Linked DNA regions of Homo sapiens: region 1 is linked to region 2. The links are chromatin loops, found by intact Hi-C in ENCODE. Cell type or tissue: tibial artery. All regions are shown on one strand. Each heading gives the region's core, and the rest is flanking DNA. Links, peaks and the distances in the headings are about the cores only.

The links. Hi-C counts contacts between places; a loop is a spot of excess contacts. Peaks named below come from ENCODE experiments on the same cell type or tissue, not always from the same donor. Only the 100,000 strongest peaks of a DNase experiment are listed, where the experiment ranks them.
Region 1: it touches region 2 in a loop (2.9-fold over the local background); 1 of 110 quality-filtered maps calls a loop at or near these places.

The regions. Positions count from the first base shown.
Region 1 is chr18:30,038,079-30,050,509 of GRCh38, forward strand. No RefSeq gene overlaps it. Among named protein-coding and RNA genes, the nearest start is that of MIR302F, 250 kb to the right of the region's middle. In tibial artery, for the core only: no CTCF peak of the experiment used is centred there; no DNase peak of the experiment used is centred there.
Region 2 is chr18:30,093,999-30,106,429 of GRCh38, forward strand. No RefSeq gene overlaps it. Among named protein-coding and RNA genes, the nearest start is that of MIR302F, 200 kb to the right of the region's middle. In tibial artery, for the core only: no CTCF peak of the experiment used is centred there; a DNase peak (open chromatin) is centred at 5,101.

The DNA of each region.
Region 1 (12,431 bases), core at 4,455-8,454, 55 kb before region 2:
CATAGATCTCCTCAATGACCAAAATTCCCCACAAATCAAGATTTGTGTCTGGTTTGTAGTATGAGAGGTGGATGAATTGACCTCATCTAACCAGACACTGTTAAGCAAGGTGCACAATTAGGGAATTCATGATTATCGTTCAGTGGATTTCAATCTGAGTATGATTTTTTTTCCTGTTGCAGCTATAATTAGTGTAAGAAATATGAAACTGTATCCCATAGTTATTTAACAACCACATTAAATTGTCATGAACTTTGACCATTTTTACCTTCAGTAAACAGGAACGTATACATGAATAATTTTCCATAAGAGAGATTGCATATTCTACAAAAATTATCCTATTTAAGTTTTATTTTCAGAATTTACAAATCAGCTTTTATAAAAGTTAAGCAGGACAGCTAAAGACAACAAATTTCTCATTTATCTGTTACTATACTCTCAAAAATTAGCTGTTTGAGGCTGGCTATTGGAAGCATATAAGAGAGAAACAAATCTTTAACACCTACTAAAATAAATAATTTAGTAGTTTTTTTCTACAGATCATTAATTGATTCCTCACTCAGAACCTAGCTTCAAAATAGCAATCCTCTTTTTTTTTTTTTTTTGTCAAGAACTTTATACAAGTAAATTCCTTCATTAACTCGAAGAAAAACAACCTAATGTTCCCTGGAGACTGAAATACTCATGCCTCTGGTGCTGCCTTACAGGCTGGAATTAACAGTTACTAATCTGTTATTTCTTGTGCAGAGCACCTCTAACTCCTTCTCTGATTCTATAGTTAATTAAAACAACACTGCTTGGTTCACACTGCATAATGTCAAATTCTCTTAAAACTCAAGTCTTCCTCCTAATACTAAAAAGTCAGATAAAACTGACCGAGTGAATTTACCAGATACCTAAATCAAAAGCACAACATCATTCTTCACAGAAAGTGCAAGCAAATCGTTTTATTCCTGTTTGCGGAGCTTAACTTTCTGCAAAAGTAATTAGGTCTATAATTAAAAAGCTATTTGGAATGATTAAAACTCTGTTATCTTGTGGCATTTAAAGACAAATGCAAATGTCAGAAAGGATGAATTCATTAAAATTTCTATTTAAGAAAAAAATTGTGGATAGAAGGTGTTATTTATTAAAATGTTACAGTTTCAGAGAAGTTTTGATCTGTAAAGAAGACACTGAAGGTGGGAGGTATCTTTTTGTGTTAATATTGTACAATGTAGGTAGCATTTGTAGTAGCATTTGATGTAGCAATCAGTTGCTATTCACAAATATTTATTTTGAGGGTTATTTTAAACTAACAACTGATGTCACAGTGTTATTTCAAAGATGATGTCATTTTTCTGAAGGACTAACTTTTTCCATATATTAAGACTTCTCAATGTATCTAGTTTGGAGTTAACTATCATATATATATACATATAGTTGTCTATCTAAAAAGCTATAGTATGTTATCAATTGAGATTTTCAAGCTGTGAATTCAAAGGCCAATTACTTTGAATGAAATGGTCAAGTTTTTAAGTCTCCTGTTGCCCAAACAATCTAATAAAATTAAAGAAAGACAACTGAGGCACTGTGGAAACTCTTGGGCTGCATGCTGTTTAATGATCATTTTCAAACCAATGTGGTTTAGGAGCAGTCTGCTGGTGGTCTCCAGTTAAGTGTGTTGCCTTCCTTGAAAGAAAGTGAAGTTATTCCTGAACAAGCGAAATGTATCTCTAGTGATGGAAGTTATTGACTAGTATCACATGTGCTTTGTATGACCATAATATCACACATTCCCTATATCTTTAGCATTTCTATTCAACTCATCATTAGAAATATAAGAAAGCATACGCATAGAGAAATAAACTTTAAGAAGGCATATTGTGAAATAATGGCGACATTAACTATCACCAAAAACAGCAATAAAACCAATCAAACAAACAAACAAAAAAACTTTCCTTTAGATATTATCCTGAAATTCAGGATTAATAAAAAGGATACAGACAGAAACTCATCATGATTGGTTGGAAATAAGAAATATTGTTTTATTTAGTCATTAGTGAATCACGTACAAAGCCAAGAGCAAATAAGATAAGGATTACTGAGTAGAATATCAGTCCTGAATTTTAAAATAATAATCTTTTCTCTAATTTGATATATGGTCTCATAGCGTCATTATTTTTCTACAATTTAAAAAGGCATATACGGCCAGGCATGGTGGCTCACACCTGTAATCCCAGCACTTTGGGAGGCAGAGGCAAGAGGATACTTTGAGCTCAGGAGTTAGAGACCAGCGTGGACAACATGGCAAAACTGCACCTCTTAAAAAAAAAAAAATTAGCCATGGGTGGTGGCGTGTGCCTGCAGTCCCAGCTACTCAGGAGGCTGAGGTGAGAGAATCACTTGAGCTCACTTGAGCTCAGGAAGCAGAGGTTGCAGTGAGCCAAGATAGCACCATGGCACTCTAGCCTGGGCAATAGAATGAGACCCAGTCTCAATAAAAAGATAGAAAATAATTTTTAAAAAGAAATAAAGCCTAGCTATAAGAACCACATAACACACAAGGTGTCATGTGGCCTTGACTTCTCAGGATGTATTTTGCAAAAACAAAAAAAAAAAAAAAAAAAACCCCAAAAAAAACAGAATAGTCTCAAAGAGAACCAATCACCTCTTGAGAATGTAAACGACAAGGCCCATGAACCAGTCATTTTCAGTGGTGTGATTGCAGATTTCACTCAGGGGGGATGAGAATCACTCTAATCAGAGGTTTTATACAGGAAACCTTCAGATACTTGATGTTAATGGGACTTAATATTTCCAATTTTTTAAACCCCATTATTGGAGTAACCGCAGGATAGATGATAGAAAGCTGACAGGAGGTTTGTAGTTAGACTAAAAATCAAGGGATAAGAGCAAGAAATTATCTTGCAAAACTGAAACAGACAAAATAGAATCATTCAAATGGAAAATTATGAATAAATGGAAACATTAAATAGATGAATCTGAATTCTGTTGCTGAAGAGATTATTAGAAATAGGATATCCAGTTTGAACAAACAAACAAAAATAATGGATCTCAAGAAGACATTTCAATTATGTAATAATCACCTAGACATGCTCACTCTTAGCATATATTCTTTATCCTACACACAACTATTAATAATGAATGGAATGCTCCGAAGGTAAAAATTATAGAAATAACCGTATTTTTGGCTCAGATCTACTCAAAATCAGAGAGTCCTTCGGTGAGAAACTATATGAATGTTGAAAATCTAGATATGCATTTAGTTCATACACACAGTTTATTTTATCATTGGATAATGTACAATGGTGACAAACCCTGAAATACAAGAAATGTGTGAAGGCCTTTAATAGTTGATAGTTTTTTTCACAGTATCTGAGAATTCATCCAGGTGAAAATCAATGAATACAAGGAGTGTCAGAAGGCCTTTCCACATGACTCATGACTTCCCAAGCACAGGTTGGTTACAGTGGCAAGAAACTCTTTTGTAAGAAATGTGAAAAAGCATCTGGGAAGGGTTCCTATCTTACTGGCTACCCCATAGGTGATAACTGGTGAGAAACCTTACAAATGTGGTCACTATGGTTAATATGGATAAAAATTTTAGGGCTCTAGAAAAAATCTGTTATACTCAAGAATTATTTCTCAACAAAGAATCCATTTCAGTGAGCAAATTTAAAATGAATGTTATGGCTTTGAGGCCTTTACATATAGCTTTTTAACTATCTCAGTACCAGACAATCTATATTATTTAGAAACCCTATGAATTGAACCACTGTAAGAACGCCTTTCTTTTTCTGTTAGGATCACACAGCAACTTGAAAAAGAATATAAAAAAGAAGAAACTGCCCACAAACAAGTTATTTTGTTATTTTTTTAAGGGGAAGGTCATTATCAAGAGGCACTACTTTATTTGGTAAGTGAGCACTTTTGTCATCTTTTAACATTTTTAAAATAAAAAATATATATATGAAAGAGTAATTCGGTGAATTTTGCTCCCTTTCTAAAACACTGTGTAGTTATATGCAGAACTTTTACATCTCTCTCATTTATTTCACTATACAATGCATATTATGAATCTAAGCTAATTTCAGCAAAATTCTTATCACACTACTCATTTCATATTTTCTTCCTCTCCTTTTTCCTACTTCTTGATATATTATATTCTTCTATGAATTTGTATTTCAGCATAGCCTCTTTTATACTTCTGATTAAATACTTATAATTGTTTCTATATTACACAGCAAACATTATTTTATTTTGTAAGTTAGCCCGTTTAACAAATAAATAACTAATAAATACATTGTCATTAGCTTAAAAGGAAGATATGTGAGCTTTTTGGTTCTATCTTTCACTGGGTATTTAAATTATTTAAATAATCAGTCTGTTGAGGTATTACTTATATATAAAATTCAACAAATTTGGGTGTAAAAATTAAGGAATCATGATATCATATACATATTACTACAATCATCATATATAACTTTCCATCACCTTGAAAAATTATCTCATGGCTTTGTCCTACTTAGTATGCTATTCTCCATCCCTAGGTCCAGCAACCACAACTCTGGTTTATGTCACTATATCTTTGCTTTCTAGATTTTATATGAATGAAAGCACAACATACATAGGTTTTGTGCCTGCTTCTTTCATTAGACTCTTTTACTTATCATAGTATTATTGTTCTGTTTTGATTTTAGATATTCTTCCATGCTGTTGCATGTGTCAGTAGCTCCTTCTATATTACTTACTAATATTCCATTGCATGAGTATAGTATTTCTTTAATTCATTTACCAGTAAATGAACATCTGGATTTATTCCAGGTGTTGGCAATTGCAAATCAAGCACTGTAAACATTGGGCTACAAGTTTTGGTGGACATATGTCTTTACTTCTGTTGGGTGAATATCTAAGGATAGGATTGGTCTTTTGTATGCCAAGTGTGTTACTAACTTTATATGAAAGTGCCATCCAGGCGCAGTGGCTCACACCTGTAATCTAGAGGCTGAGGTGGGTGGATCACCGGAGGTCAGGAGTTCTAGACCAGCCTGGCTAACATGGGAAAACCAAGTTTCTACCAAAAACACAAAAAATTAGCCAAGTGTGGTGGCCCGCACCTGTAATCCCAGCTACTCAGGAGACTGAGGCAGGAGAATCACTTGAACCCAGGAGGCAGAGGTTGCAGTGAGCTGAGATCGCACCATTGCACTCCAGCTTGGGCAGCAAGAGCAAAACTCCATCTCAAAAAGAAAAAAAAAAGTGCCATTTTAAATTTTTTTCCCCAAAGTGGATGCATCTTTTCAGGTACATGATGTGATGTGGCTCTAATATAGGCTATTTTAGTTTTAGCCATTCTTTGCAGTGGTGTCTCACCGTAGTGTTAATTTGCATTTCCCCTGAGCATCTTTTCACATGCTTATTTGTCATCTGTATTTTCTTTGTTCAACTATCTGTTGAAATCTTTTGCCCATAATTTTCAACCAAGTTCATTGTTTTATTTAGTTATGAGTTCTTAATATAGTCAGGAACTATTTGGGTTATTAGATACATGTTTTCTTCTAACTTTTTATTTTGAAGTCAGTTTAGACTTACAAATGTGCAAAAATGATACAGAGAATTCCCTCACCCACTTCACCCAGCATCCTCTAATGATAATATCTTATGTAATTATAGCTTAATTACAGAAACCAGAAAAGTAACCTTTATTTAGTAGTATTAACTAATCCTGATTTAACCCTTGGCAATTTTCTACTAGTATATATATATATATATATATATATATATATATGTGTGTGTGTGTATATATATGTGTATATATACATATATATATATATATTTTTTTTTTTTTTTTTTTTTTTTTGAGACAGAGTCTCACTTGGTCACCCAGGCTGGAGTGCAGTGGTGCCATCTTGGCTTACTGCAAGCTCTGACTCTTGGGTTCACACCATTCTCCTGCCTCAGCCTCCCAAGTAGCTGGGACTACAGGCATCCGCCACCACGCCCGGCTAATTTTTTTTTTTTGTATTTTCAGCAGAGATGGGTTTTCACTGTGTTCACCAGGATGGTCTCGATCTCCTGACCTCGTGATCCGCCTGCCTCGGCCTCCCAAAGTGCTGGGATTACAGGCGTGAGCCACTGCACCTGGCCTAGTATATATATATATTTTTTTTTTTTTAACTGTGCTATCACTATTTTAATGATAAGCAAATTGAATTGCAGTAGGGTTAGGTAACTTCCCTGACGTCCATAGTTTCCAAGTAACAAACACTGAAATAGAAGAAGGAAGAGAGAGAAGGAAGTTGGAAGGAGATTTTGTTAAATACACTAAATGAAAATTATGTCTTTGTTTAAAACTTGTTATTGTTGGTAGAAGAGCTGAGGCAGGACTGCCTTGTCTGTCATAATATAAAAGAGTCTTGGAAGATGTCCAGGGTCAAGGGTCTAAAACCCCTCGTGGCCTTTGGAACACCAAGCTCTTTGCCAAAGGATGGAAGGCCACCCTGCCGCACCACAAATCTAAGCCCAGGGCATAAAACCCCTTGTGGCTTGGATGGAACCCAGGGCTCAGGGCATAAAACCCCTGGTAGCCTCTGGAATGTGCACAGACTTGTTAGTTCCTTGCTTCTTACTCATAAACATGTCCTTTATTATCTCAAGCAGCAGAACATATTCTATATGCATCAACGAAAATGCTAAACCATCACAGCTTTGCTTAATGCACCACTACCTTTCTACCCCCACGTCCTCACATCCTCACCTGTTTATCCTCACGTCTGCACATCCTCACCACCTGCTTGCTTGTTTGATCACCAATAAATAGTGTGGGCTCCCAGAACTCAGGGCCTTCACAGCCTCCAATCTAGCATTGGCCTCCTGGACCCACTTTATGTACTCTTAACTTGTCTTTTCTCATTACTTTGACTCTGCCAGACTTTGTAGCCCCCGCAGCCTGGTTTTGGGCCTGATCACCCCAACAATTATGTTGTTTTTGCAAAGTTTTTAGTATGAGTCTTTTTTGTAAGGGTTGTGAATGTTAACAAACAGAGGTTGTGAAATTGTTCCTGATTTTGAATTTAATTGGGGTGAATAATACATATTTTCTGTAATTAATATTCTTGAGACCTATTATGTTGCTGTTTTCCAGATTTCTAGAAAACCTGAAAATTAAAAACTATGTTTAGAGAAAGTAGAATTATTTAAATGAAATGTATCAAGAAGAAACCTGTAAGGACATTGAAAGAGTTATTTTATTATGTTACTGATCCATTCAGTGCAAAAAGCACTTTTAACTTTCTTAGGGCAGGAAAGTTTTAATACAGAAGTTGTAACTTATTTAACTTCTTATTTACAGAAGTTGTAACTTTTGTAAATTTTATTTTGATTTTGCATGTGTTTGTTTTATTTTTAATCAATAAAATAATTTTTGAATATTATGTTAAGAGTCTTGGCTGGGTATGGTGGCTCATGCCTATAATGCGGGAGCTTTGAAAAGCTGAGGCAGGAGGATTATTTAAAGCTGGGAGTTGGGACCAGCCTGGTGAAGATGGTGAGATCCTGTCTCTAGAAAAATTTTTTTTCCAAGTCAGCTGGGCATGGTGGCATAGGCCTGTCATTCCAGGTACTAGGAAGGCTGAGGTGGGAGGATCACCTGAACCCAGGAATTCAAAGCTGCAGTGAGCTGATGACTGTACCAGGGCACTCCAGCCAGCGAAAGAAAGTGAGACTCAGTGTCAAGAAAAAAAAATTCTTCACATAAATATGGCTGAATATCATCTTTAATTATCCAACAAGTAATTCCACTAGCCAATGAGAGCCCACAGGTCCGGAAGAAATCTTGGTTCTTAAAAAAGAAATTAGCATGTAGATAACACAGTAAGCATCAGACAGTGCAACAAGAAACTGAAGTATATAGAATAATTTATTTTAACAGGTATATAAGAAGAGTAAGCAACTAAGCACCATTGGGTGGTATAGAAATAAAGTGTCTAGAATAAATAGGCATTATATTATTCAGAAATTAAACTTGATGCTAACAGCAAATTCAAACATAGCTAATACTAATTGAATTTTTTCATTATGCGAGGCACTGTATAAGAGCTGCACAATCAATCTCTGCAAAAACCTACGAAGGAAATACTATTATTATCTTCATTTGACAAATGAATAAATTGAGACAGACATTAAATAACTGACAAAGCCACTCAGATAATCGTGGCAGAGCCAGTTTTGGAATCAAGGTTTTCAAACACTGGAGACAGACACATACAAACTCCAAGCTACGAAGTAATTTAAACATTATTTAGCCCAATTTCAATTGTTTAATAATATAAAAAGTGTAAAGTAGTCAAATGACTCACTCAGATTAGGCCAGTTCTTTAGGTTCTAAGTTGCACTGGTCTGATTTCCTGAACTTCAGCCTAAATATTTATTTTTATTAATAATATTACTGCTATTAATGTTGTAATGTTAACCATTTACGTACACAGATATATTTAAATATCTAGATATTTAAATATAGTTAAATTATGTGTATTTAAGTATATAAATAAGTACTTAAATATACTAATAAGGACTTACATATGTATAATTGATATATACTTGAATATATAATGCAGTTCATTCAGCATATTTTGATAACTTGTGAATGAGATTTGCAAGTGGATAAATAGAGTGATTTTGAAAATGTTAATAAATTACAAACTCTGGTACTAGCTAGAATTGATATTAAGTCACCATTCTATGAAGAACATTGGCTCGTTGTTAAAAATTGATTAAGAAGTATAATCTCTATATAAAATCTAATGCTGAAAATGTATTTTATTATATAAAGTTGTAATAACTTCATGTAATAACTGACAAAGAAAACAAAGAAGTTATCACAACTTTTTGTAACCATATTCAAAAAATGTTTAGATTTCTCTCATTTTTTTTTCTAAATATTTACTTACAGTGAAAGAATTTCAGAAATGTGATACATTCTTACTCAGCCACTTGAAAAAACAGCAAATTATAACATGAGGCTCAGTTTTGCTCAGGTTTAAGGCACTAGTGTTTATAAAAAATAAAGCATATCTGGAAATAGGCATAATTGTATGCATTTTAGGCACTGTTTAGCTCAACAATACTGTTTTTCAATTATTTCCACATTTAACCCAATAAAAATAATATAATGTGTATTTTTCAGTCCTGTGTAATGGTGTCTGTTATTCATGAACCTTAAATACTCAGTACATACAATTTAGTTTATTATTCAGTGATGCTTGCAGTCTGTTTTAATGCTTGGAAGTGATCAAAGGAAGCAAATGCTTTAGAGTTTATCTAGTTCCGCTTCCTAACCAAGCGAAACCCAAATAAGCTAGCTCAGCACAGTCCCAACCTGGTGTTTTTCATCATTTTTCAAATTCTTAACATTTGATTTGACTGATGGTTTCTGTATGTCCTAGACGTCACATTGCCATGGTCACTAAGTAAAAAAATTTAGTTTTTATATCAAGTAACTTCTGAAACCAAATAATAAAACTATAAACCTCAGTGAAGAGTATGACAAAATGAGAAATGATCTGAATATATTTATATAGTATATTATTTTTATACAGTGGTATTAATACAAATTGATTCTCCATTTTTCTAAAAGAAGACAAAAAAGGCATCTCACATTCTTTTCCAGCACTCAATAGAACCAGGGCAATATAGATATCCGTTTATTGAAATGATTTTCTACTAACATACAGTTAAATATTGTTCTCAATATGTGACGCACAAATCTTTCATTAATCATTAATTGGTATGTGCTGTTCATATGATTTCTTTTCTAAAGAGGTATAAGCAATACTTGTATTTTTCCCTGATCCTATAAACTAGTAGTGAGTGCAATAAACTGTTTTCTAGTAATGGCAGTTCCTAGAGGACGTTGTTAGCTCACAAGATGGAATTGTAGGATATATGTTGAACTGCTGTATTGAGACAGGAAGACCTCAGACACTTAACAGAATGTGTCTGTGGGAGTTCACTATTGTACACTATAGTACCTCAAAATCTTTAAGACTTGGCATGAAATAACTTCTAAGCACACTGCAACTGTAAGCTAACACGCTGACACTGATGTCTTATTTGGGTAAAATCAAAGAAATCATATAGCTGGGAAAGGATGAAACATCTATTTTCTGTGAGGTATCAACCACAAGGGAAGATACACCTTTTTAGAAGATTTTATTTTGATGCCAGCTAGAATCTTACAGTCAGTAACTCAGTTTAAAAAGAAGTAAGTAATTACAAAAGAAATATTCCATCTGTCTGTTATTAAAATGGGATGGATATTATGATTCCTAGAAATGGCTTGTTTAGAGACAGATTATTCAATTTTCTGGCTGGAATACATTCATTTTTGAAGACTGCATGTCTATGATATCAATTTACTGTACTTTGGCTTTTGATCAAACTATACCCATTAAATTTTTTGTCATGTTAATGTTTAAATTCTTTGGTTCTCAAAATCAATACTATAAGAGACTAGTGTATATCGACGGAAGTCTGCATTTTCTCTCTGTTCACAGATGGAATACCTAAACATCTTCACTGAGTCCCATAGACAATCACACAAAGAGGACTCCTCATGTGGCATACCACTCAGTTCTTTTTGTTTTGTTTTGTTTTTTGGCCAGAAAAGACGTGGAATTTTTTTTTTTTTTTTTTTTTTTTTTTTTTTTTGTTCTGAGAGGGAGTCTTGCACTGTCACCCAGGGTGGAGTGCAATGGCACGATCTCGGCTCACTGCAACCTCAGCCTCCCAGGTTCAAGCTATTCTGCCTCAGCCTCCTGAGTAGCTGGGATTACAGGTGCCCACCACGCCCAGCTAATTTTTTGTATTTTTAGTAAAGACGAGGTTTCACTTTGTTGGCCAGACTGGTCTCAAACTCCTGACCTCATGATCTACCCACCTCGTCCTCCTAAAGTGTTGGGATTACAGGCATGAGCTACCACACCCAGCCAGTGGAACTTACTTAACATCACTTAAGCAGTGATCACAAATTATCTGCAGTGAGCAAAGAACAAGATGATAAAACCATGGCAGCATTTCAAAGAAAACAAAACAAAACAAAACAAACGTGCATTTGTTGCTTCTTGAATATGTTGACTAGCAAAGGACAAAGATGATATTCACTTGCTGCAAACATTAAAGGAGTAAAAAACTTAAGTATTAGCAAAGCTGTTTTTGTCATTAAAGGCTATCCTATACTTTCTACTTGTAGCTTAATTGTAGCCAGTATAGAGATTGAAAAATTGTCTAGTAATAGATAACAAATACATAGTAATTATTATTCATCAGGCACTCTTTTAATTGCTTTACACATATCACTTTTTTCAATCTTTGCCAACTGATGAAAAAGGTGTTATTATTATTCACATTTTATTGGTGATAAAACTCACAAAGTTAGTGTGACTTACCTAAGCGTCACACAGATAGTTTATTAAATAATGAACATTTGAGAACCGGCAGTCCATACTCTTAACACTCTGTCACTACACCCTCTAAGAAAAGTAGTCTTGGTCACCATATACACTCTTGCAACCTACATACGCCTATGTTATGCCAGATTGGAGACAATTTTGTTCAGTATATGAAAATAAGAATATCAAAAGTGAGAGGCCGGGCGCGGTGGCTCACGCCTGTAATCCCAGCACTTTGGGAGGCCGAGGCGGGCGGATCACGAGGTCAGGAGATCGAGACCATCCCGGCTAAAACGGTGAAACCCCGTCTCTACTAAAAATACAAAAAATTAGCCGGGCGTAGTGGCGGGCGCCTGTAGTCCCAGCTACTTGGGAGGCTGAGGCAGGAGAATGGCGTGAACCCGGGAGGCGGAGCTTGCAGTGAGCCGAGATCCCGCCACTGCACTCCAGCCTGGGCGCCAGAGCGAGACTCCGTCTCAAAAAAAAAAAAAAAAAAAAAAAAAAAAAAAAAAAAAAAGTGAGAAAACTATGCCAATATTACACCAACAGAGCCATAAACTTGGGGGCAAGATCAGAAAACATGGTCAGGAGAGTGAGCACAGGCGTTGTGTGGCAAAAGAAGTCAGCCCTACCTGAGCCCACACCAGGATATCCCCTACTATTCAAATCCTCACAGGAGTCCGGTTTTGCCTTTATGACACTGTGCTTGATTGTAATTGTTCGTAAAAATATGTGCATAATAATGTCTAATCATTTGCTAAATTGTATTTTCAGGTAGAATACTATGCCTGACACATTAGAAGTATTCAATAAGTACTTTCAAAGGATTCCAAGTTGAATACTCAGGAAAAGGGAAACTAAACAGAAAAAAAAAATTATAAGCAATTCCTAAAACTTTGCAAAAGACAAATTATTTTCAAAAAGAAGTTGCAAATTTTAATGGTGTCATTTGTCTGCTGATCTTTCACTGTGCTTTTTAAC
Region 2 (12,431 bases), core at 3,509-7,508:
GGAAGTGTAATATTGATAATTTCCCTGTAACTTGTCAAGTGAAGTACTACTCTTGTTAATTGTGGCACAATTTGGCAACTGCACTATTAAGTCAAGGTTCCAATAAAATAGGGTGGAAGCCTAAGACCAGCATCTTTTAATCACAAACTAGAATATGGTTTATATCTTAACAGGTGTCCATTGAACCTCAAATTTCATTCTAAACACTAGATGGATGGATGGCTTAAATTAAACTCTTTCCTTCCATGTGTTACATGGTCAATTTTTTCTGCTGATGCTTGGCCTTTCCATTCTTTGGTACTGCAGTACTTACTGACTTCTTCTGCAGAGGGTCCTTGTGCTGTTTCTTATTTATGCCTCAGTTATTTCCAATATCTTAAGCTACATTAAATTAATAAAATGTTACTTGAAGATTCATAATGTAGTAAAATCACTCAGAGAAACTAATTTTCTAAATCACTCAAAAATAGTCTTTAATTTCCTAAGACACTGTACATTAGTTTAACCTGATGAAAAAATAATTTAGAAGGAGATAAAAGGAAGTAAGTCTCAGTATATTCTGCAATTGTTTGTCTGTCTCTCTCATAACTGTTTCTTTCTTTCATTCCTTTTTGTATCAACAAATCACTAATCTTTAGGTTAGTGAAGTTTAGTATGTATTTATTGAGTTATTTTCACAGTTTTCTCTGTAGGATAAATATTTAACGCATATTCATTGAACTTAAGTGAGTTTTCTCCATCTGTTTCCTGTTTCTTCATTCAGTTGTGAGTAATAACAAAAGAATGTCTATGCATGAGAAAAAGAATGTTGATGAAGTAACACCAATTTGGGTCTATCGATATCATAAAATTACTAAAATGTTAAAAAATAATTTTGATAGTTTAGTCAAAATGTTTCTGTTACCACAATTATCAGGTTATATTTGTCTGTATTTTGTGCATTTTATTATTTTTCTTTTCAAAATAATTTTTCTCTCTAATATTATTTGTTTTCCTAAGTATCTAAATACATATATTTTCTCTTGGCTCTATATGTACATTTCCTTTGTATAAGAAATTTTGATGATAGGGAAAAGTTTTCTGGGGAAATACATTTATTACAAGATTATTTTAGTAATCATTTTAAATTATTTTAGTTTGTTGAGTCTCTTCATTGCAAGTTTTTTTCATTGATTTTTACAAATTTTCTTTTTTAAAAAAATCAACATAGTAGGAAAAGTTAATGAGAGTAAGATAAAAATAGAGTGGAATGACAGTTGCTGCCCAAAAAGAGTTAAAAAGAACTCTGGCATGATACTGTGTTCTTTATTCTGTTGCTTTCTTTTCTTTTCTTTCTTTCTTTTTCTTTCTTTCTTTTTTTTTTTTTTTTGAGACAGAGTCACGCTCTGTTGTCCCGGCTGGAGGGCAGTGGCGTGACCTTGGCTTACTGCAACCTCCACCTCTCGGGTTCAAGCGATTCTCCTGCCTCAGCCTCCTGAGTAGCTGTGATTACAGGTGCATGCCACCTAATTCTTTTTTGTGTGTTTTTAGTAGAGATGAGGTTTTGCCATGTTGGCAAGGCTGGTCTTGAACTCCTGGCCTCAAGTGTTCCACCAAGCACGGCCTCCCAAAGTGCTGGGATTACAGGTGTTTGATTCCATTGCTTTTAAAGTCCTACCTATTTTGATCTATATCTTTCAATGCACTAATATTGTTCCTATCATGTTACATCCAGGGAGTGTGTCATACAGGCTTTTTTTTTTTTTTTTTGGAACAAAGTAACACTATACCTTCTTTTCCATGCATAAGTTCATTATTATTTCTAAAACAGTAAAGTATGCAATAAACAAATTTCACACCTTGTCAAAGTAGTAATATGTAATCCAAATTTCTATTTTTGTATCCACCAAAATTAAAATACTCTTGATACAGCCTTAATGATGATCACTCTACTCTGATGTTTAAGTTTGTATTTCTTTTATTTATAATCAGTAATTCTTGTTCAGTGAAAAAACATTGAAATATGCAATTGGCAATCATTTTAAAAATGCTTATAGAAACAAAATAAACATGTATCTATGAATTCACATGAGGTACACACTCTTATCAGACATACAAAAGCTAATTTTCTGAGTAACTTGCTGTTTGTCTGTCTTCCTAACTGTGGTTGGTTACTCTATAGAGCCCTAATACTCTTTTTTATAATTTTAATATAACCGTTGCAATCCACTAATCTCTTCTCAAATGCATGTCAAACGAGAAAGAGGAGGTCAAAATAAATAGGAATTATCAGCTTTAGATATCATATCATTATTTTATTTGTGTGTTTGCATGTTTGTAGTATTATGTTATTTTTAATAAAAATTACAGAACTTACTATAGGCTTGCCTTTTCCAAAATGACATATACATAGATAGATACAGATAAATATGCATAGTGACATAGATAGATAACAGGTATTGCTGTTTTCTATTACCTCAATACTATTCATAATTAACCATTAATAAATAACAGCGACGTTTGAAATGGGAGAGCTCCAGTTTTACAATAATTTTCTTACAAAAGCTATAACATGCTAACAAATGATGAATTGCCTATTTGGTAATAGTCATTCAGGCTAAAGCACAATTTGCCTATTGATTACTGAAAGTTTTGACAATTTTCTATCCACTTGAGCCTCTTCCACATTACTAACACTATTCATTACGTCTCAGCAAAGGTATTTCACGGGGTGGAATTTTTAACTCAAACAGAGCCATCCTAATTGTGAATAGAAGTAGGTTTTTCTCCTCCCCCAAAACTCTTTGAAATTGTGAAGGAAGAAATAAATATGCCTTGTAAAATTGAATGAATTGTCAATTGAACAGTAGTTCTTGCGCCCCTTCTCACCAGGCAAAATGAAGAATTCTATAAGGGAGAAGAGGAGAAAAACACCATAAAATTGGTGTGGATTCTTTCACTGGATAAAGAAAAAAAAGTGTCACAGACAAAGAAAAGAGACTTTGGACTTGAAATATAATGAAAGTGATTTTTCTGAACAGATGAAGCAGATGGCATTTACAAAAGCTACTAAACTTTGTGAATAGTGTGGAGTTTTCTTTGGTTCTCTTCTTTTCAGAGAATATAGCAGTTGAAAAAGCAATGGGTTTGAAAGTTGATTACCAGGACTTCACTCCTGTGGAACCAGCTTAAATTTAACCCTTACTACTTTTAACTAACTGAATTTTATTGATAACCATTAATTCTAATGTGAATAATATGAGATACATTTTGAAAATATGATATTTGTTTGTCATTAAAATTACTGTTTTTACAAACCTCAAGTGCTAAATCTAGGAAAAGGCAAATAATATATCAATAAAGAAATTAAAAAGTTTTGTAGCTCTCTTAAACTGACCAATCCTTCTGGTAAGTAAAAGTTCTCTTAATAGTGTCCAGCATAAAGCAGGTAATGGATAAATGCATGCTCTCTCAACCACCTTTGGAAAATAACAAAGATATTTGTACCAGTCATAGAGAATAGTAAACAATTCTTTCAGTGTTCCTTAGATATCAATGCAATATTATTAAATATATACTGGCATTAGGACTATGAAATTCTCAGTCTAGATGTAGCCAATCCAAGCCGCTGTGGATATACATTTAGCTGCTGTGGATATACATTTAGCCACTGTGGCTACACATTTAGCTCTCCATATCTGAGGGTTCCATATCTGTGGGTTCAACCAACCATGAATTGAACACATCCCAAAAAAAAAAAAAACTATGAAAATAGCAACACAACAATAAAAAGTAATACAAATATAAAACAATCATTATAACAACTATTTAAATAGCATTTACATTGTATTAAGTGTTATATGTTATCTATTATTTAAAGTATATGGAAGGATGTGTGAAGGTCACATGCAAATACTATGCCATTTTACAAGCATCAATGGATTTTGATATCCATGTGTAAAACAGGGTCCTGGAACCAATTCCTCTGTGGATAACAAAGGATAATTGCATATATAACTTTTGTGTTGACTATCTAAAACAATGGGCTAAAACAGAGAGTCTTGGATTCATTGTATTTTAGAGCTATATGTTCTATTATATTGCTCAGACCCTGCATTTTACAGAGAATAACACTGAGGTCCTAACAAGTCATATAATTTACTCTAAATCTTGTGGCTAGTAACTAACATACCTTGAAATAATAATCAAGTTCTGATGCCCTAAAATGTAGACATTCAAGATTTTTCTTTCTCTGTATTTTCTTCTAGTGAACTTATTCATTTTCACAATTCCATTGTGTACCTAACTGTTGATGATGTCAGATCTTTATGTCCTGCTCAGTCTCCTCTTCCACTCAGACTCATATATCCAACCACCAACCGTTGGTGTATTACAAGCTCCTCAAAGTCACTATGCCCAAAATGAAACTCTTCTTCTTCATAAGTTCAGCTTTCAAAGATACTATCTCTAATCAACTCAGCTTCTAAGGCTAAAGCAGTGAAAGTCATCCTCATATACACTCATATCCAATTAGTCACATTTGTCAAATACCATTTTTTAACCATTTCTGCTCCTACTACATTCCACATACCTTAAGTTTCCTCCAACAGCCTCCTAAGATTTCTTAGTCCACGCTACGTCCATAAAAACTTTTTTTTTAATTTTGTGATTTGTATTTCCTCAAATGCTCTCTGTCTCATTTAGAACTTGCTGTTTTTCTGCCTGAATGTTCTTCCTTCCATGTACAAGCTCCACCAACCAGGCTAATTTGAGTCATCCTTCAAAACTAAGTCAAAATGCAGTTTCTTCATCAAACTTGTTGTTTGAATTAAATGTCCCTATCATGTGCTTCTATAGCTGTATATATAAATATATATATATACACACACAAACACACACACACACACACACACACACACACGCACACACAAGATCTCACTCTGTTGCCCAGTGCAGTGCTGTGATCTAGGCTCACTGCAGCCTCAACCTCCTGGGCTCAAGTGATCCTCCCACCTCAACCTCCTGAGCAGCTAAAACCAGAGGCATGAGCCACCACACCCAGCTAATTTTTGTATTCTTAGTAGAAACAGGGTCTCACTATGTTGCCCAGGCTGGTCTCAAACTCCTGGGTTGAAGCAATCCACCACCCTCTGCCTCCTAAAGAGCTGGGATTAGAGGCATGAACGGTCATGCCCAGCCTATCTGCCTGTTTTTAATAGCATAAGTGACACTGTTCATATTTTATCTCTTCTTATAATCTTCCCCATCTCTCTAAATTAGTCTGTAGAAAGGTGGTAATTACATCTTTCGTATTTACTGTTATATCTCCAAAGTTTATCCCAAGGCCAGAACATTAGTAGTCTTTCAATAAATAATTATGAGATAAATATATAAACAACTGAATTAACAAATGTCAGACATCATTCTTCAAAATCAAGGTAGAATGTAATTTGAAAAGCTATATTTCCAAATAGCCCATGTGTTTGTATGATTCATCTAAAAATTAAAACCTGTTAGCTATTGTCTGGTTTCTCTCTCTCTTTTTTTTTTTTTTTTTTTTTTTTTTTTTGAGATGGAGTCTCACTCTGTCGCCCAGGCTGGAGTGCAGTGGCACAATCTCAGCTCACTGCAAGCTCCGCCTCCCGGGTTCACGCCATTCTCCTGCCTCAGCCCCCAAGTAGCTGGGACTACAGGCGCCCGCCACCACGCCCGGCTAATTTTTTTCTATTTTTAGTAGAGACGGGGTTTCACTGTGTTAGCCAAGATGGTCTCGATCTCCGGACCTCGTGATCCACCCGCCTTGGCCTCCCAAAGTGCTGGGATTACAGGCGTAAGCCACCGCGCCCGGCCTGGTTTCTAATACTAAGATAATTTAACCCCCAATATAACTTTCTTTCCTTTTACCACCCTGAGTGTGGTTTGGTCAGACAATACAATCTTTAAAACATAGGCCATTACACACTAAAATTTCTTCAAAGGAAAAAAAATTATATTTGTACAGAGTATTCACACTCCGCATAATAAATATGTAATTAGTTTTTAATTATCTTTTATTTGCAAGTCCATTTAATTCATTTTATTTATTATTGATTTTTAAAAACTATTCTTTTCAGGATATAGCAATTATTATTGGTTCAAATTTAAGTATGAGTATAACACAGCATAAAATGTCATGTTGATTTTTTATATTGAAATTGAAGTTACAATTGAAATGGAAATTAATATTAAAAAATAAAAGTATGTTTATCTCTGTTAAGAGAATAAAACAGAATCAACAAATGATCCTCTCAATAGATATAGAAAGAAAATTTGCAAAGAAAAATTAACACCTATTCAAATTAAACCTCTTCAGTCTCATGAAGGACATCAATGTTGAGAAGTGTTTGTTCTGCTTTTTTGGAAAACGTTGTATAATTGGGATTATTTCTTTCTTAAACATTTGATTGACTTTTTAATGAAGCCGTCTGTGCCTAGATTTGAATTGTTTATGGTCTGAATTTTCAAACATGAATACAATATATTTCTTTACTGTAAGGCTACTCAGATGACCTACTTCTTCTTGAATGATCTTTTGTAGTACATAATTTTCTATAAATTTTTCCACTTTACCTGTTTCATATTTATTGGCATGCATTCTTCATTATATTCTCTTTAATCCTTTTTCTATGGATATTGCCAAAAAAGTTGGAGACCACTGCGCTATACAATTATTAATTCAAAATATATAACAAATGTTTTAGAGATTTGGAATAGCCAAAGATGATTAAAATAGTACACAATAAGTATAAATTATTAGAAATGAAATATTTACCTCTATCAAAATTAAATTATCTGTTGTATTAAAGACATTTCTAAAAAGAACAAAAATTGTAGCTACAACCTAGAATAAACTACTTTAAGATACGTATTTGATAAAAAGCTTATAACTGTATAGATAAATAATTTGTTAGAACCAATAATAAAATGAAACACAGCAAAATAGCAAAAGACTTGGAAATAGCAAAACAAGTCATAAAATAGCAAAAGACTTGAAAAGACATTGCAGAAAGGAAAATTTAAGAATGGTTGATAAGCACAAGCAAAGACCCTCAACATCATTTGGCATCAGAGAAATGCAATAAATAATATGATACAAATTCACATCCACTAAAATGACTAAAATCAAGTACCAAATATTGCAGAGGAAGTAGATAAACCCTCATCCACTGCTGGAGGAACTATAATAGTATGATCCTTTCAGGTAATACTTTCACAGTTTCTTGTAAGTTAAGCAACAGACTTCTATGACCTATTGATTCTCCTTTTAAGTATTTATCCAAGAAGTGGAAATACCTGAAATGTTTTTTTTTTTGTCAGCAACAAAAAGAAAGAAACTGCAACAACCTTGATGAGTCTCAAATAAACTGCAAAAATCTTGAATAGTCTCAGCAAACATTATCCTGTTAAAATGAAGCCAGACACAAAAGATCTCAAACTATATGAAACCGGTTATTTGAAGTCATAGAAATAGAAACTCATCAATAGTGGCAGAAAGAATATTAGTCTTTGTCTACCAAATGAACGTGGATGTATCTCCTACATATAATGTTGAGTGTAAGAATCTAGACATCAAAAGGACGTACTGCATGATGCTAATTTATAAATTTATAAATCAAAATAGAGATTAACTTGTACAGGATAAAAGAGGGACAATGACAGGGCAGAAGAGGACCTTTGGATTTGTTGGTAATATTTTATTTTTTGCTGCAGGTGGGATTCCATCGTGTTTATTTTATGCAGATTCGTCAAGGTGAACATTTATGGTTTGTTCACTTTTATTTAGGAATTAGTTCATTATTAATTTCTTTATTAAATACTGTTCATTTAATAATATTACATTGCACAAGACAAATATTTTATCTGGATTCAGTGACCTATTTTATAAGTTATTCCCAGAAGACAAAGTTCTCATATGTTGCATTACAGAGTTTTCTTACAAGGATTTATCCACCTACCCCATAAATCTGGGTATAACTATAGATGTTGGGGTCAAATTCTATACAAAATTCTATGTGGGTGTTCTTTATCTTCATAGTGACTGACGCTAGCTTTGTAACTGAAGTGAAATCATTGGAGTGATGTAAGGAACTGTCTTTACAAAATTTATTATTGAAGAATTATAGTTTCTCTTAAGATCTGTCAAATATTGATAAGGCTCTACTTTGATGGTGATGTGGCTGGGAGACTGGGAAATCCTGGGTAGAAGAGGGCGGTTCCCCAGCAAAGGCCCCAACCTCAAGCCTGAAGACCTACTGCCCTAAATGAGGACAGGCATTCCTGTTTTCACACCCAAAAAGTTGCCTTTTGGCCCGCCATGTCCCCTATCCTGCACCCATATAAACCCCAAACCCCAACTTCCAGAAGCCGACCAGCACCAGCACAGTGGAATGATGGGTAGAGAAAGAGAAAAGAGGAACACTGGAATGCCCAGGGGAGTTCGGCTGGGGTCAGTGGGAAAGGAGTCCGGCTGCTGGGCGGCCGGACTCCAGGAGAAGATCACTTTCCCACTCCATCCCCCTATTCCGGCTCCCCATCCAACCCACTGAAAGCCACCTCCACCTCTCAATAAATCCTTACATTCATCCTTCCAGTCCGTGTGTGACCCAATTTTTCCCGGACGCTGGACAACAGCTTGGGATATAGAAAGCTGTCACACTGGCCCTCTGCCCTTGTGAAAAGTCAGAGGGTTGATTGAGCTGGTTAACACTCAAGCCTTCTGCAGGCAGCAAAGCTGAAAAAGCTTTGTAACACTGGGTTTGCAGGCACCCACTCCTAGACACTACCACGGGGCTGGAGCCCAAAGCACTCGTCCTGGCCTTTTCACCTGCCTATCTGCATGCTCCCCCTCCCATAAAGGTTTGAGCAGTCAGCAGGGCAACCAAGCAGGTGAGCCACACCCCTGTGGCAGGTCCTAGAATGGGGATTAGGGAACTTCCCCATTTCAATGGTATATACCTTGGTTTTAAATCACGTTAACTCAAATTGTTTTCATTCATCCTCATAGCAAGGGTGTGGAAAGTAGGTAACATTACCAGTCCCGCAACTAGTGATTGAAGTGTAAGACTGAAATTACAGCTTTCTGATTCCTCTATTAGAATTCTTTCTGAACTCCCGCTTTATCATACTACTAGGCCATGTCATTACTTGTACTCCAATGCATACCAACCAGAGGGTTGTTTCATGCTTCTTTACAGTTGAAATACATTCACTAAATGTATCATGTTTCAGGGGTACATTTTTTTAAAATCACAAATAAGAAGTCTGATATAGGTGATAGTAATCATATCTCGATTCATGTTACTCTCTATAGATAATAGAGATCCGGGTCTAATTACCAGATGTTTGAGCATTTTGGTTTCAGTAGAAATTGTTTCTTGACACTCTAATTGGATTGGGAAAACTAAATGTGATAGAAACACTTTCAACATTTCTCCCTACAATACATATGTTACACCAATAATGTGAGATGAAAACTATGATCGTCAAGAAAGTGTTATTGTTTTAGACAGAAATCACCATTCTTCGTTTTCAAAAATACTGGCTTAAAATGAAAATATTATGTCATAAAAATTGTTGCATTTGAAGGAGCTATGCTGTTTAGAAAAGCTGAGGTTTAAGGCACATTATAAAATGTCAGTGTATATGAAAATTGACATACATATTAATTTTCAGGGTACTAATCTCTTTGATACAAAATTTAGACTTAAGAATATGATTTTTCTAAAAAAGCAGAACCTATTTTGAAAATGGGAGCTTTAAACTAGTTATTTTAACAGACTCATATACTAATTCTTAGGAAAGCTGTTGTATGCTTATCGGTATCAGAGGATAAAGAGTGAGCTTTAGGCCTAAGATTTGCAATGAAGATGAAGTTTCCATTCGTATATTGCATTTCACAGTTTTCTTATAAACATCTATCTTAAGCTGACATTCATGCCTGCAAAGATTTACCAAGTGGCTGTTTTAAAAGCAGTATAAACCTCAAGGTCATTTTCTCCTAATTACCCTCTGTTGCACAGAAACTTTATTGAAATGTTTTTTGCAAACTGAGACGTGCTGAATAGAAAAAAAAAAATAGACTCCTTTCAGGTTAAGCTTTGTGCTCTGTGACATATTTACTGATTCTTTGTTCTACAACTGGCCTTTTTATTACCTAATGCAATGAGATAAGATTCAGATAATAAATCCAATATATCTAACTGTCCTTAAGTCCAGATTTAGTTGTGAAACATGCAAGAAAAGTATCCACTCCTCTTCTTTACTATTGATTTTATCTCCTCATTTTTTTCACCCCACACTGAATTGTCAAATTTTCTCATTGTGTTAGATGTGACAAAGTCTATAGCAAAAAATCGTGACATTTAAATCATTCTATATAAGATTTTTCTGAAAGCCAGTTGCCAAGGAAGGGCAGTAAATATATGCAAGAGTCAAGCTATAGTATTTTTTTAAATGTGAAATTTTCTAAAAAATAACAACTTGTGTCAAGAAGAACCTCATCCCCTAACGCATACATTAAAGTGATAGCATCAACAGGCTTTGACAAGTGTGGAACCAAGTTTAAATACATTTAACCGAGGATTTTCTTTCTAAAAACAATTAGCACTACTAAAAATGCTTATAAATTGTACTATGTGATGGTAAATTATTTGATAATAACAAGTGAGTAGAACTTAGCAGAAACTGGTAAAGAGAAGTTCAGGAAGCAAGAAGAAGTGAGTAGACAGTATGATCAGTGCAGTTTGACAGAAAATGCGTCTTTTACCTCAGAATTAGCTGACAGCGGAAGCATTTTCTGCATCTTGCTCAGGCTTTGGAGCAAGTCAAAGTTCAAGGAACTTTGAACTTTGAGAAAGAGAGTAGCTTGACTAAAGTTTAGTCAACACAGCAAAGGGGAAACGAGCAGTTGTGAACACTTGGGCAATCACAAGGTACATGATACAATTTAAAATATTCAAGCATGTGTTAGAGAACTGGAGGTCAATATTAAAATATATATAGACATGTATTTTAAGTTCAGGAGTATATGTGCAGGTTTATTACATAGAAAAACATATGTTGTGGGGTTTGTTGTACAGATTATTTCGTCACCCATGTAATAAGCCTAGAAGTCATCAGTTATTTTTCCTAACCCTCTCCTTCCTTCCACCCTGTACCCTCAGGTAGGCCCCAGTGTGTGTTGTTCCCCTCTATGTATCCATGTGTTGTCATCATTTAGCTCCCACTTACAAGTGACAGCATATGGTATTTGGTTTTCTGTTCCTGGGTTAGTTTGCTAAAGATAATGGCCTCCAGCTCCATCCATGCTGCTGCAAAGGACAGGATCTCCTTTTTTTTTTTTTTTTTTTGGCTACACAGTATTCCATGGTGTGTGTGTCATATGTCACACCTTTTCTTTATCCACTCTACCGCTGATGGGCATTTAGGTTGCATCCATGTGTTTGCTATAGTGAATAGTGCTACAATGAACATTCACGTGCATGTGTATTTATGGTAGAAAATTTATGTTCTTTTGGGTATATACCCAGAAATGGGATTGCTGGGTCACATGGTAGTTCCGTTTTTAGCTCTTTGAGGAATTGTCACACTGCTTTCCACAAGGTTCAACTAATTTACCTTCCTATTAACAGTGTATAAGCATTTCTTTTTTACTCTGCACTGACACTTTTCAAAAGAAGAAATATATGCGACCAAAAAGTATATGTAAAAAAGGCTCCATATCACTGATTATTGGAGAAATGCAAATCAAAACCATAATGAGATATTATCTCACACAAGTCAGGATGGCTTTTATTAAAAAGTCAATAAATATATGTTAACATTCAGTCTATTCCCCTAAAAGAGACCCGGGACATGGCTGACTTAAATTTTTTTTATTTTTTTCTATATGGTACTTTTATTTTACTCATAATACATATAATACATAATCAACAGTATCCTAGCTTCAAAATTGTACTTGTCTACATAAAAAGTCTAAGGTATTTTCCAAATATATATCAATTTATTACAGACAAAAAGGAAAAAAAACCTGCCAGTTGACTAAATAGAATCTTTTTTTAATCAAGGATGACTGAGTTAAAAATACAGTGTACTAGCTATAACCCCACTGAGTATGATTTAAATAACTTTTTGGAAAATTTTCAAGAGCTATCACTCAATATGATTTGATTCATGCTCAGTAAATTTGTGGAGTTTTAGGTTTCAATTTTTTGGCTATTAGCTGTTGTTTTTTATTCCTTTTACCAATGAAATATTGTGTTCTTTGAGGCATACCTGTCAATATATTTTTTTAAAATAAGTAATATTCTCTGCCATTTGGTACTTCATATTCACAATTCCAAATAATAGTAATATATAAATTATAAATATAGTTACATACTTCTTTAAAAATAAAATATAAACATACACATAAG